Linked DNA regions of Homo sapiens: region 2 is linked to region 1. Evidence: chromatin contacts called from ENCODE Hi-C or POLR2A ChIA-PET data. All regions are on one chromosome and are shown on one strand. Each heading gives the region's core, a stretch centred on a gene start or an enhancer-like site at or near the end of the contact. The rest is flanking DNA. Distances are from core to core; before and after follow the strand shown.

The links. Hi-C counts contacts between places; a loop is a spot of excess contacts on that map. ChIA-PET counts read pairs that join two places held with the same protein, here RNA polymerase II (POLR2A). Pooled maps may share reads with other maps.
Region 2: a pooled map shows a loop between it and region 1 (2.8-fold over the local background). The contact joins two enhancer-like sites. A Hi-C loop is called at or near these places in 2 of 50 pooled maps. POLR2A ChIA-PET finds 5 or more read pairs at or near these places in 4 of 52 experiments (A673, AG04450, GM12878 and 1 more).

Annotation. Positions count from the first base shown.
Region 1 is chr13:97,455,428-97,461,447 of GRCh38, reverse strand. All of the region lies in intron 1 of RAP2A (RAP2A, member of RAS oncogene family), which reads right to left. Among named protein-coding and RNA genes, the nearest start is that of RAP2A, 24 kb to the right of the region's middle. RefSeq lists enhancers at 1,068-1,177, 1,538-1,587. Within about 2 kb of position 1,312, at least 2 of the 41 ENCODE cell types and tissues checked have a DNase peak (open chromatin) inside an H3K27ac peak, as active enhancers do.
Region 2 is chr13:97,566,118-97,571,983 of GRCh38, reverse strand. All of the region lies in intron 3 of LOC105370324 (a long non-coding RNA gene), which reads left to right. Among named protein-coding and RNA genes, the nearest start is that of RAP2A, 130 kb to the right of the region's middle. Within about 2 kb of position 3,968, at least 2 of the 41 ENCODE cell types and tissues checked have a DNase peak (open chromatin) inside an H3K27ac peak, as active enhancers do.

The DNA.
Region 1 (6,020 bases), core at 63-2,562:
ATGAAAATGCAGTCAGTATCAGAGGACCTGTTTATTATATCACTAACTTGTCAGTGGCCTTTTCTAAAATCAAGTTTCTAAAGACACTAGAGAAATCCACATTAATATCCTCAGAAGATTTTTAAACTGAGTACGATGTTGAGAAAAATTATGTACATTTCAGAATACCAGACGGTGATAAATTTTGTCTCTCTGTTAAAATTTGGGACAGTAGAAAAGATTCTACACCCAGATTTGGAGGCTCTGCTTCCAGTTCTGCCAATGAGATCATTTCCTTTACATATCTGTATTTCATTTCTTTGATAGTAAAAAGGGAGTAAGAGTATCTGTTCCCACTTAACACAGGGTTGCTGTAAAGGGCAAATGAGATAATGCTGAAAAAAATGAAGTACTAGATAAAAGGAGGGTGCTTGCTTCTTTCCCCTCCTAACTCTAGTGATGTGGCCTTGAGAAGCCACAAAGGGTGAAGAAGGAGCCGGAGAAACTGATCAAAGGAGGTAAAGAACTCCTGAGGGCAAACCGAGTTGAGGGTGAAGCTGGAGGAAGAGACAGGCAAAAAAGATGGGAGTCAAAAACAACAAAGCAGCCACCAGACACTAACCAGGTGCTTCTCCAGAGTCCCTGTGCTGAACATCCATGGTGATGGGGGCCTAGGAAAGCAGAAAAGCAAGCATTCCCAAACAGCGGGCACTCGAGAGAATATACTGGCCCCTGTGGGAAAGGCATTCTAAGAAGGCTCTGGATTGGGGTGACAGAATAGGGTCCCATATGAAGGTAACATTTGGAGAAATCTGGATCCTCCTTAAGAAAGATGGGTGAGACGCTGAAGGGAAAGAAGCCAAGACCTGTGTTGACAGTAGATGACTGCACTGCATGAGGAAGCTGGTGTTGCTATCTGTTTTAGCAATATGGTGGGTTTAAAAAAAAAAGAAACCAAACAGACTAGGACTCCTGTCCCAGAAGGGGCTGCCTCTAGCTAGTACTGTGAATTTAGAAGATTAACCTAATCTTGGTTTCCTGAGTTTCTTGAAGTATAAAATGAGCTGGACTGGATAATTCCTAAGATACTCTGAAGTTAAAAATCACAACAGACATGGTGGGTCACACCCACAGTCAACACATATCATTGACTAGGTTAATTGCTGAGTGCTTAGCACTGTTCTAAGAATAACGTCCAACAGGCTGATCTTTAAGAGATATGAAAGTGTGCATCAGGAGTAAAGCCAAAAATGTTGGGGGAAATCTTATGAGATCTCATGGGGCCAAAACATAAGCAGGAGGTTTCACTTCTACAAGCGGAGCCACTACTGCCAGCATGCTCTGACTCAACAGCAGAACTCCAAAATGCACTCATGACCTAGGCAGTTCCATTTCACAGACAACGTTGTTCAAACACAAATATTTGGGATGGTTTTAACTACGTGAATACTGAAGGCTATACTGAAAACTGCCTGATGTGGCATAAATAGCTAGTAATGAACAATCGAACAATCAATACATCATGTACTTATCCATCCACTCAACACATATTTATATACTAAGTGCTAGCCACTATTCTAGACACTTACATCAATGGACAAAGCAAATAAAGCTCTGTAATTAGCAGAGGGCGCAGACATCAACAATAAACATAACAAGTCAATTCTGGGTTTACAATAAAAGTGTTAAGTGCAATGGAAAAAAAGATGTGGATCAGGTGGTGGGTGGGGAGCACAGGTGCCACAGTTTTAAATAAGATGATCCCAGGCCTTGTTGGGAAAGTGGCTGTGAACAAAGATGGGAAGGGTTTCTGGGAATCTGCTCCCTACCGTGCAGGTTCTAGGGGAAGAGCATTCTAAGCAGGACATGCCCTAGACAATGCCTGAGCCGGCGACAGCATGCCTGTCAGTGCAGGGACCAGCTGTGGGATCCATCTCTACAGCCTCCTGCAGGACTCTGGCAGTGGAGGAAATGCTCATTTGAAGCTAGACCTCAGGAATTCGGGTGCCAAAAGTGGCCTCAGAAAACAAATCTGGCACTTATGACAGACTGACTTAGAGGGCTGACTCTGTTATTTAGGAAGATGAGGTGCTTTGTTAGTGGGTGATGACAGTTACTTTCATGTTCTATTTTCATTATCAGTTTTGCAGGTTGCCTTCATTTTCCCCCTTTTCATCATTTCCCCCTTTTCATCATTTCTTCCTTACCCCCTTTTCATCATTTGGACATAAAGCTAAAGATGCAAAATTCTCAAACTGTTCAATGTATGTGTTATTGTTAACCTGATCATGAGTAAGATACCACCTTGCTTACATCTTAAACATCAGCAGATATCTCACCAACTTCAGCCCATCTTCCTTGAAATTTCCTTTAAGGGCATGACCAGCTCAGACGGTGACTGATGCAGGTCTAATAATTTTATTTCTGTGTGTAGTCTGTGGACAAACACTTTTTTATTGACAAGAATTTCCATAGTGTTGACTGTATTCATGAACCTGATTATAAATGTATAAATAAATAAAACTAGTTCTTTTAAGCAGCTCTGCTTAATGGACTGAATGAAACATCAGAAATACTGGCTGTAGCATCACTTAGCTGTAGAATGTTAATGGGCTTCTCACCGAGACAGCTTTTTAAAATATCAGTAACTCAAAAGAACTTGATGTGTTTATCAAAATACTTTATTTTGCTTTCTCCTTTCTTGTAACTGTCCTGATATGTAGGTATGTATACGTATATATATTTTATTCTGGTCGTGTCTGAACTTGGCTGATCATCAACACAACTTGAGAATTCTTTTAAAGATAGTGATTTCTGGGCCCTATTCCAGAGCTAGTTAATCTAAATCTGTGGGATCAGGACCCAAGAGTCTATTAAAATATGTAATATGTCTATATCTATAAGCTCTGAAGATGGATTCTGAAGTTCAGCAGGGTTTAGGAATCACTGGCCTAATCTACTACTTTGTGACCCCAAACAACATTCTATGTGTATAGTTCATGGTTCCATATGCGGCAAGTCCAGACTCAATTCCTTCTTCCCTTCATTTATTCACCAATGATAAACTGTAGACAGATACCACTACTGTCAGTTTCTGTACTTTACTTTTGAGGGTGCTGCATCGTAGCGTATTTAAAGAAGGTCATACTTCATGTGAATTTTAACATGCTGGTATCTTCTTAGTGATAAGCAGGTTGAAATATAATTCTCTTTGAATTTGGAAATGAGAATCAGAAAGGCTTTTCTAAGTCCCCTCATTCATCTTTTCACACAGTTAAAATCATCTACCAAGAGAGTCCCAAGGCAAAACGTCAAAAAAACTGATGCTTCAATTACTTCCATGATAAACTTACCAAATGGCTTTGGAGCTTACGTCTGAACATTTTTAGTGACGTGGAACTCATACCTACAGGCAACCCATTTTGTACTGTCAGGTCTGTTAAATGTTAGTGTTAAAAAGTCACAGTTTAAAAGTTTACTTGTATATAAGGAACTGTGATCTGTAACACCCTGCCCCTTCTTCTCATAGATTCTAGTTCTTTTACCCTTTAGAATGTAGAAATCTTTTCTCCAACATGATATAGGTCCCTCCTACTCTTGCTCAAATTAAATAAGTCATGATTTTAAAAAAATACCTGGCAATACTTAATAGGAAACAAAAAAACATTTTTTTAATTCTTAATCTTGGCTCTGTGAGAATGATCACTATAACTATTTTGATATCTATCCTTCCAAATTATTTTCCTCCATATATCAATATAAGTATACCTATAGCTTTTATAAAAAGAGATTATACCAATTATATTTGGTAGCTTCAATTTCCACTATTACAGAGCTTTCCATTTTAATAAATAATATGTATCATATTAATGGCTAGGTAGTACTCCATTTTATAGAATCTATAACTGTGCCATAATTTAATTATCTGTCCTCCATTAGCGTATATGAAGATGTATTATATTTAGTAGCCTCAATTTCCATTTAATATTATAGAGCTTTCCACTTTAATAATATGTATCGTATTAATGGCTAGGTAGCATTCCATTTTATAGAAACTATAACTGTACCGTAATTTAATTATCTGTACTCCATTAATGCATATGAAGGCCCCCACCCCCATTTTTTGGCTAAAATAAGCAGCCAATCTGATGAACTACACCTAGAAGTGTGATTTCTGCCTCAAAGGGTATGCATTATATATATATATGTATATATATATATCTCTCACGTGTTTATACCTATAATCTTTTGCATACCTTTTGAGCCAGAAAAATCATATTCCTAGCTTAGTTCATCAAATTGCCATGTAAACACAGACACACACAAAGTTTCAGTGAACATCTAGAAATTTATACTAAAACCAATAGTGCTTAAGAGTGCTTGTTACCCTATCCTTAGGATTTACATTTTTAATCTTTTAATAAAGTGTTATGGGAGTTTTGATAAAGTGTTACGGGAGTTTTGAAGAAAGAATTGTTTTTGGTTAGGACTCGAAGGCTTCTACCACAGTTTGCTAGCATGAAACATCAATACTGCTTGTAAGGATGAAAAACATGAGCTAAGTAAACCTGCCCTCTTCCTCCAACCTGACTTGTTTTGAAGCGACTAAATATTTCATCTTAAAAGGGCATTTCTGGTAATTTAGCTTGAATAATTAAAGAAAACCACAGTCCAGCTCTGATGTCCTGTTGGTTTCAGAATGCATACTGAAGATGAACAGAGAGAAATGTGTAAATGTAATGTAAAAAGTAAGGAGAGTAATGATACCCAGAAGATATTCAAAGCTATTAGGAGTATCTCAACCAATAAAATAATCTGCTTTCATAGAAACTGAGTGTTGACATTATATCAGAACAGATTTCTAATGCTTTGATTATCACAATCATTGGACCACTGGATTGTGGACCACTGGTCCACAATGGACCAACTGATGATGGAGATGCAACTCACAGCCATTTTAAATGTTTTATTTAAAAACCACTTGAGAACTTCTATTGTGGCCAGGATAGCATAAGCCCATTAAAGTGCCTATCTCCTGCTGATTACAAATAAAAACTCAGGACAAAACACAAAAAACAATTACCAAAGAACTCTGAAAAGTAAAGAGAAAAAAGCAGTTTGTGGAAGAGAACCAACGCCTGAAGAAGAAAGAGACCTACATGCAAGTGAGTTTCCTGGTTTTCCCGTTTTTTTTTTTCTTGTGGCCTTGAGCTGAGGGTGGGCACTTCCTGGTGCACACAGACAATTAGAACTCTGGGAGACTGTCTTTAACCAGAAGATCAGGGTAAAGGGGGCCCTTTGAGCGTGAGTATGTGTGTGGGCTGAAAACCCTCACTTTTTTCCTTCTTATTTCACAGTTCACCTAGAGTAAGTGATAGCAGAGCTGGGGCAGTAGACAGTGCCAGTAGCTAAAACTTCATTAGAAATCTGTCTTTCTGGCTAGAGAACTGGGAAATGGGCCCTCAGTCCCGAAGAGAGTGGGAGAAATCCCCAGTATACTTCCTCCTCTTTTTCTCTTCCCATTTTACCAGAAGGATGACCCCAATTGCAAGAACTGTGTGGCAGTGCAGAAAGCTAAAACTCTGAAACACCATGTTTCTGGCCAGACCAAAAATGGGCTCTTGTGGTCTAAAGAGAACAGGAGGAATCCCAGAGATCCCTCCAGAGAGGAGAAAAGTAGAGAAAAAGATTCCCTAATTCTGTGTATGAATCAACATAAGCTAATATGAGCTGTGTATGAGTGGGAAGACTCAAAGCAGTATAACAAAGGTTAAAGAACTGAACTACAATTTAAACCACTCCTATGTCTCAGACTAGCCACTGAGTGGTGTATACACAAGACAGCATAGTAAAGGCTTTGAAAATTGAACTGACATCGGAATCATCTTCCAAACAAGGAGAAAGTTTGCAGTTTGAACCTCAGTGGGTTGGTTATTGGCTAAAAGGAAAAAAGAAATCTACATTCTACAGAGGACTGTAACAGGGCCCCAGAGACTAAGCAACATAATACTAAAAATGTCCAACACAATCTAAAATAACCA
Region 2 (5,866 bases), core at 2,719-5,218, 110 kb before region 1:
CCCATTAAACAACTCCCCATTCCCCTGCCTCCCAGACCCTGGTAACCACTATTCCACTTTGTTTCTATGAATTTGACTACTCTGGATACCTCATATAAGTGGAATCATCCAGTATTTGTCTTTTTGTGTCTGGCTAATTTTGTTTAGCATTATGTCTTCAAAGTTCATCTCTGTTGTAGCACGTTATCATAATTTCTTTCCTTTTTAAGGCTAATATTCCACTATGTCCATTAAGGGATTTCATTCATATATACATATATATATATATATACATATATATATACACACATATATATATACATATATATACACACATATATATATACATATATATATACACACATATACATATATACACACATATATATACATATATATACACATATATATACATATATATACATATATATACATATATATACATATATACATATATATGTATATATATGAATGAAATATATGAATGAAATATATATATGCACACACACACACACACATACACACATATTCAAAAGCCTTAGATATAAAAAATATTCACTGTTTTAACCCTCGAAAAACCTGTACTCATTTATTTATTGAAGTTGACTAAAATATGGCCGAGTACTAAAAAAACTGATGACTGAGTCACTACTCTGGAAGTTCTCAAAGTGAGGATACAGTGATTATCCAAGGCTGGATGGGTCATTTGTGCAATATGTAAAAGTAACAAAGACATACCACCTTAAGTTACCCTATTTCAGGGCCTGTTGTTTCTAGAGAATTCCTTACAACTCTCCCTTGCAAAACTCTTCCTCTCACTCATAGAAGATCAAAGTGGAATTTACTAATTTAAGGACTAATATTTCGCTTATTGTTCTAAGCTTATAAATTCTGCCTCTTACAGAAAACAGACCCTCTTCCTTGTTTTAGATCATATTTGCGTTTAGTATTTTTTTTTTTTTGGCATTAGAAACAGAAAGGAGAGAGGCTGCTGAGTCCCCTGCTAAAGCTCTAGTCTAAGACTGACATTTTAAAATTCAGCAGACAGAGCAAATCCACATGATTCCAGGACTTGCCTCTCAAGGTCAGAATATTTAGTGAACACTTGGGTCAAATCCTCTCCTTGGTATCGGTGCCAGGATGTTGGCCCTCAGTTCACCTTCCTGAGCTCTTTGCTCAGTTCTCTTAGGGATGTTTGGCTGTGCCCCCTCAGGCCTTACTTCTGAGCTGATACGTTTGACCTCAAAATGGATAACAGGGCAGGAAGGTGGGACCAGCTTCTGTCACACTGTGCAGTTTATTTTCTATCAATAGCCCTGTTACAGTGCACAGGCTCTTGGGTTCCTTGAGGAATGGAGCCATTTTGTAAACAAAACACTGTCATTTTAAGCCATTAGAATGCATTCTATGAGGCATAATGGCCAGCGGAGAGCTACTGGGAAAGTCGGATGAAGCACAGAGTGAAGTATTTGGTTCTCTGGGTCTCCTGTGATTTAACTGCCCTACAAACTCAGCCTTCCCATTAAATACTGTATTAAAAAAATCTCTGGAGCAAAAGCAAATATGTGCTTTTCTTCTCTGAGAAGAGATGGATTTAGCAATTCTACTTCTGTTTGTTATTTCAGTGGAATCTAGTTGTTTTGGGAGTTAAATAGTCTTCTCTCAGATGTTATTTTAAATGCCCTCTACCCGCCACCACCCCTCCCCCCGCCTTTTTTCTTTTTGGTAAGAAAACTAGCTCCTTAGCTCTTCAGGTAGTGGTGAACAGTTTTAGTGCTAAAGAACATTCTCTCTCATGTTTTGGACATGAGTCTGAGTACATTAAATGTGTTCATGCATTTTATATTGTAAAATACAATGTAATTCTTGTTTTGTGAGTGGGAGGGTAGACGATAGTGCTGAATTCCATGTGTTAGTCCAGGCTTTATGGGAGGCAGATGGCAAAACGGCGTTAAATGTGCCAAGATTCCATTAGCGGACACTACCGTGTGAGAGAAGATGAAGAGTATCAGAAAAGGCTGCGAGAGTTTCGGCTCGCCCTGTAAGCCTGATCCAGGGAAGAGGAGAGGGTGGGAAGGTTAGGTGGGAGCACTGTGGTTTTGAAACAGCTGTGCAGTTTAAGGAAGGTTTGTAAGGCTACTGGGGAGTCTTTGGGCCAAGATCAACCTTCAGAAGAGTCCAGTGTCTCCCAGAAACCGGCTGCTTTGGCGTCCCTGAGGATCACTCACTGGCCAGGCACAGCTGTGGGAGGTACAGGGGGGCCCTCGGTTAATTACATGGCCTGTCACCTAAGGTGTAGGAGCCATTCTCAGAGTTGCTGCAGTCTGCATCTTTAAAGTTTTGGAGAACTCTGTGTTACCTGGTTCTAACATCACTAATGATGGATGCTGTTTCTTTTTTAAAGTAAGTCTCCATTGATTTTTGCATCTCATAATTCATTAGTTTGAAAGCTTCCAAAAAGCAGTTAATTGCCCCCAGGGGCCATCTAGGATCCTTTTATTCGCTGGAGGAACTCTGATATGATATCAGTAAAGAAAAGCAAAAACACAAAGAGGTTTTTACTTCTGTCGGTCCTAAGATTGTTATGTGTTCTTATGAGTTTTGCGGCCACACTCATCTGTCATTTATTAGTTGAGTGACCTTATGCAAATCACTGAACGTCTTTATGTATACAAATAGTCATAAAAATTCATAGCTGGCAGAATCATTGGGGGTTAAAACAATATGTATATTAGGACTTGGCACATAGTAGGTCCTCAGTTGAAAATGTAGACATAGCCAAGTTGTATTGGAAGTTTACCCTGTGCTCCATGGGGTGCATAACTGTCAGAGTTCACTGCAGGGATCTGGAAGATGCCTGGTGTTTTAAGCAGGAAGGGATTAGTGTCGGGAGGTGGTGCTCACACAATCATGGGAAGTGGTGGGGGTGGCCAGCCCCAGGCTGGGCTTCCAGACCAGCTCACCAGGGAAGCCTCTACCTCTGTTCCAACCAGGAAGGGGAGAATGAGGAAGCTGCCACTGACCCTGCCACATTCCAGGACACACACCACCATGGCTGCAGTCCAGGAATTGGGAAGCTGGGAGCATGAAGCTGCCACCACCACTGCAAACTGCCTCTTGACACCCTTAGAGTTAGTGTCTGGACAGTGGGACACCACTGCAGAAATGCCACATCTCCACAACCTTACTTACCAGCAGAAAGCCAGAAGTAGCAGCGCTGGGCGTCTCCTGGATTCTGCCTTCCAAATTGCATGACAGTGCATCTGCCACACAGACCCTGATTGGCATGCAGAACTCTAGCTGTGGTGGCTTTTAGCTTCCCAACTCTGTCATCCAACAGGGGTCTGCAATACAGGAAGGCACAGGAGAAGGAGGTGGCTGGATGCCCGAGCATAGCTGGCACCCTTTTCCAGCACTGTGCTAGGTACACTATGTGCATCACCTCATGTAACTGTTGTCATAGCAGAGCAATATAGGTAGAATTATTACCCCCACTTTACTGATATGGAAAATGAGGCAGGTATCTGGTGGGGGCAGTCTGTGTACTCAGATCTGTCTGTTCTCAAAGCTCATTCACTTAATTAGTCTGGTGCTTTTTCTAGAACATATGCGTTCTTTGTGTTCACTTTTGAAAAATGTCCCAAATCCCAGTTTCTTTTCCTGTGTGGATGAAGCTGCCCTCACTGCAGGCAGATTGGGTAAATTGTTTTTGATGATCATTCAGGGAATAAATACATGAACCTCTTCACTCCAGCTCCAGGGGTATAAAGAGTCAGTTTGCAGTGGTGGTGGCAGCTTCATGCTTCCAGGCTCCCGATTCCTAGACTGCAGCCCTGGTGGTGTGTGTCCTGGAATGTGGCAGGGGCGGTGGCAGCTTCCTCATTCCTTACTTCCTGGTTGCAACAGAGGTAGAAGCTTCCCTGTGGGCTGGTCTGGGAACCCAGCCTAGGGCTCACACCACAGCACCACCTTCCACAATTCTGTCTCCTGCTTTGAGTCATCAAGCTGTAAAGAGCATTGCAGATTGTCTTGTGAGTCCCTTGCCTCTCTTCTGCCATTATGAACAGGGGAACTGAGACAGAACTAGATGAGCATATTCTGATTAAGGGCTTGAAGTTGAGATTCTCACTCAGACCAGCATCCTTTCTCTTATCCAGTAGCTTGGTTGTCCTTGGACCTATAATACATTGCATTCACTGTCCTTCTCAGGCTCACACAATAAAGGTCCCAATGGGAATGCCCGGATACATCTGCACCCTTGATCTTTGGCATATGGACTCTCTGCTTTTTTTATTTGTTTGTTTCAGGTTGTGACATTGCCACAGGAGATGGCCACACATGCTTATGCCTTCTAGGGCTCAGTTTTGGTGAATCAGTTGTTTTCAGAAAGTAGCCTGTGAACTGCTGGCTGTTGATGAGAATCCATTAGATCCTCTGAGGTCTAGTTGAAATGGCAAGATCACAGTATGCCAAAGTCTTCTCAAGTTCTTAGCTTGCCATGGGGACAAAGAGAATCTCTGGTCCTTCAGTGGCCACTCCTTTTACAAGGCAAAGTTTTTCAGGCAGACTTTGTTGCGTCTCAACCCAGGTATTTCTGCAACTCCCTTAAAACTGCTCATGTGTTCTACAAATCCACTCTGTTGACACCAGTCACCTGTTTTCTGGATGGCTCTAACATTCTCTTGCAGATCGTTCTCTTTGCCATACTGCTACCAGTCTTCCTGCACAGCTTCAATTTAGGTGAGATAGGCACTAACTTCTTAGTTAAATATTTAAAGCACATCCAAGAAACCTTGCAGAAGGCTTGCAGAGACCATAAAAATCACTCAAAAAGCAAAACTGTAAGTGGACAACCAATGCCACATCTCCCCACGTGGCTCCGCTGCAGTCCATTGCAAAGGGTCTATTTGAGCTGCTTCTTGCCTCACCCTCAGCCTGCCCCTGTGTTAGCCAGTGCTCATTAACACCATCACCATCCTGGAGTACCTAGAAAACTTTTGTTTTAAATTTTTAATTTTTGTTGGTATATAATAGGTATATATATTTATGGGGCATTATGGGATATTTTGGTACAAGCATACAAGGTGTAATAATCACATCAGGGTAAATGGGGTCTCTGTTACCTCAAGTATTTATCCTTTGTGTTACAAACAATCCAACTGTACTCTTTTAGTTATTTAAAAATGTACAATTAAATTATTTTTGATTTGTCACCTATTGTGCATCCTATTGTGCTAGCAAATACTAGGTCACCCTATTTGTCAAATTGGTATCCGTGTGAGGGGGAAGATCAGTGGAGCCTTCTATTTGGCCATCTTGTTCCACCCTTTCTCCATGTCAAACTTCTTAATCTCTCCAGAAGCCTGTGTATGGGCAGACTTGGGGAAGTATGGAGGCTTCTGTGAACAGATGTGGATTTCAGCTGAGATGCTGGGGTGGAGGTGGCAGTGAAAATCTGAGGGAAGACAGAGGGTTCCCTTCTCCTCCTCCTAGTCTTCAAATGGTAGACACTGACAAATATTCCATAGTAGCAGAGAGAAGAATCCAGATCAGAGGGATGGTCAGGGATTACACTTCTTTATCGCATAGCTTGATCTCGAAACTCTTAATTCAAGTAAGAACACCAGCTGTTTTTAAAAGCTTACATTTATCTCAGTCTTCCTCCAAACAATCACCTGCCACAATGTTTGATCAATTGTGATCCTTGTGTCTGAGGATGGGGAGGGTCAGGATCTGTAACTCTGTTTTAGGTGGCAGCCAGAGGAGACATGAAAGCAGTATGTGGGGTGTGTGTTAATTCCACTTCTGGGAGTGTCACTTCTCTTGTTGTTGTTCCAGACTTGCAGTGAATGGAAGGAAAATAGTATGTGCAGACTTGGATCACTTT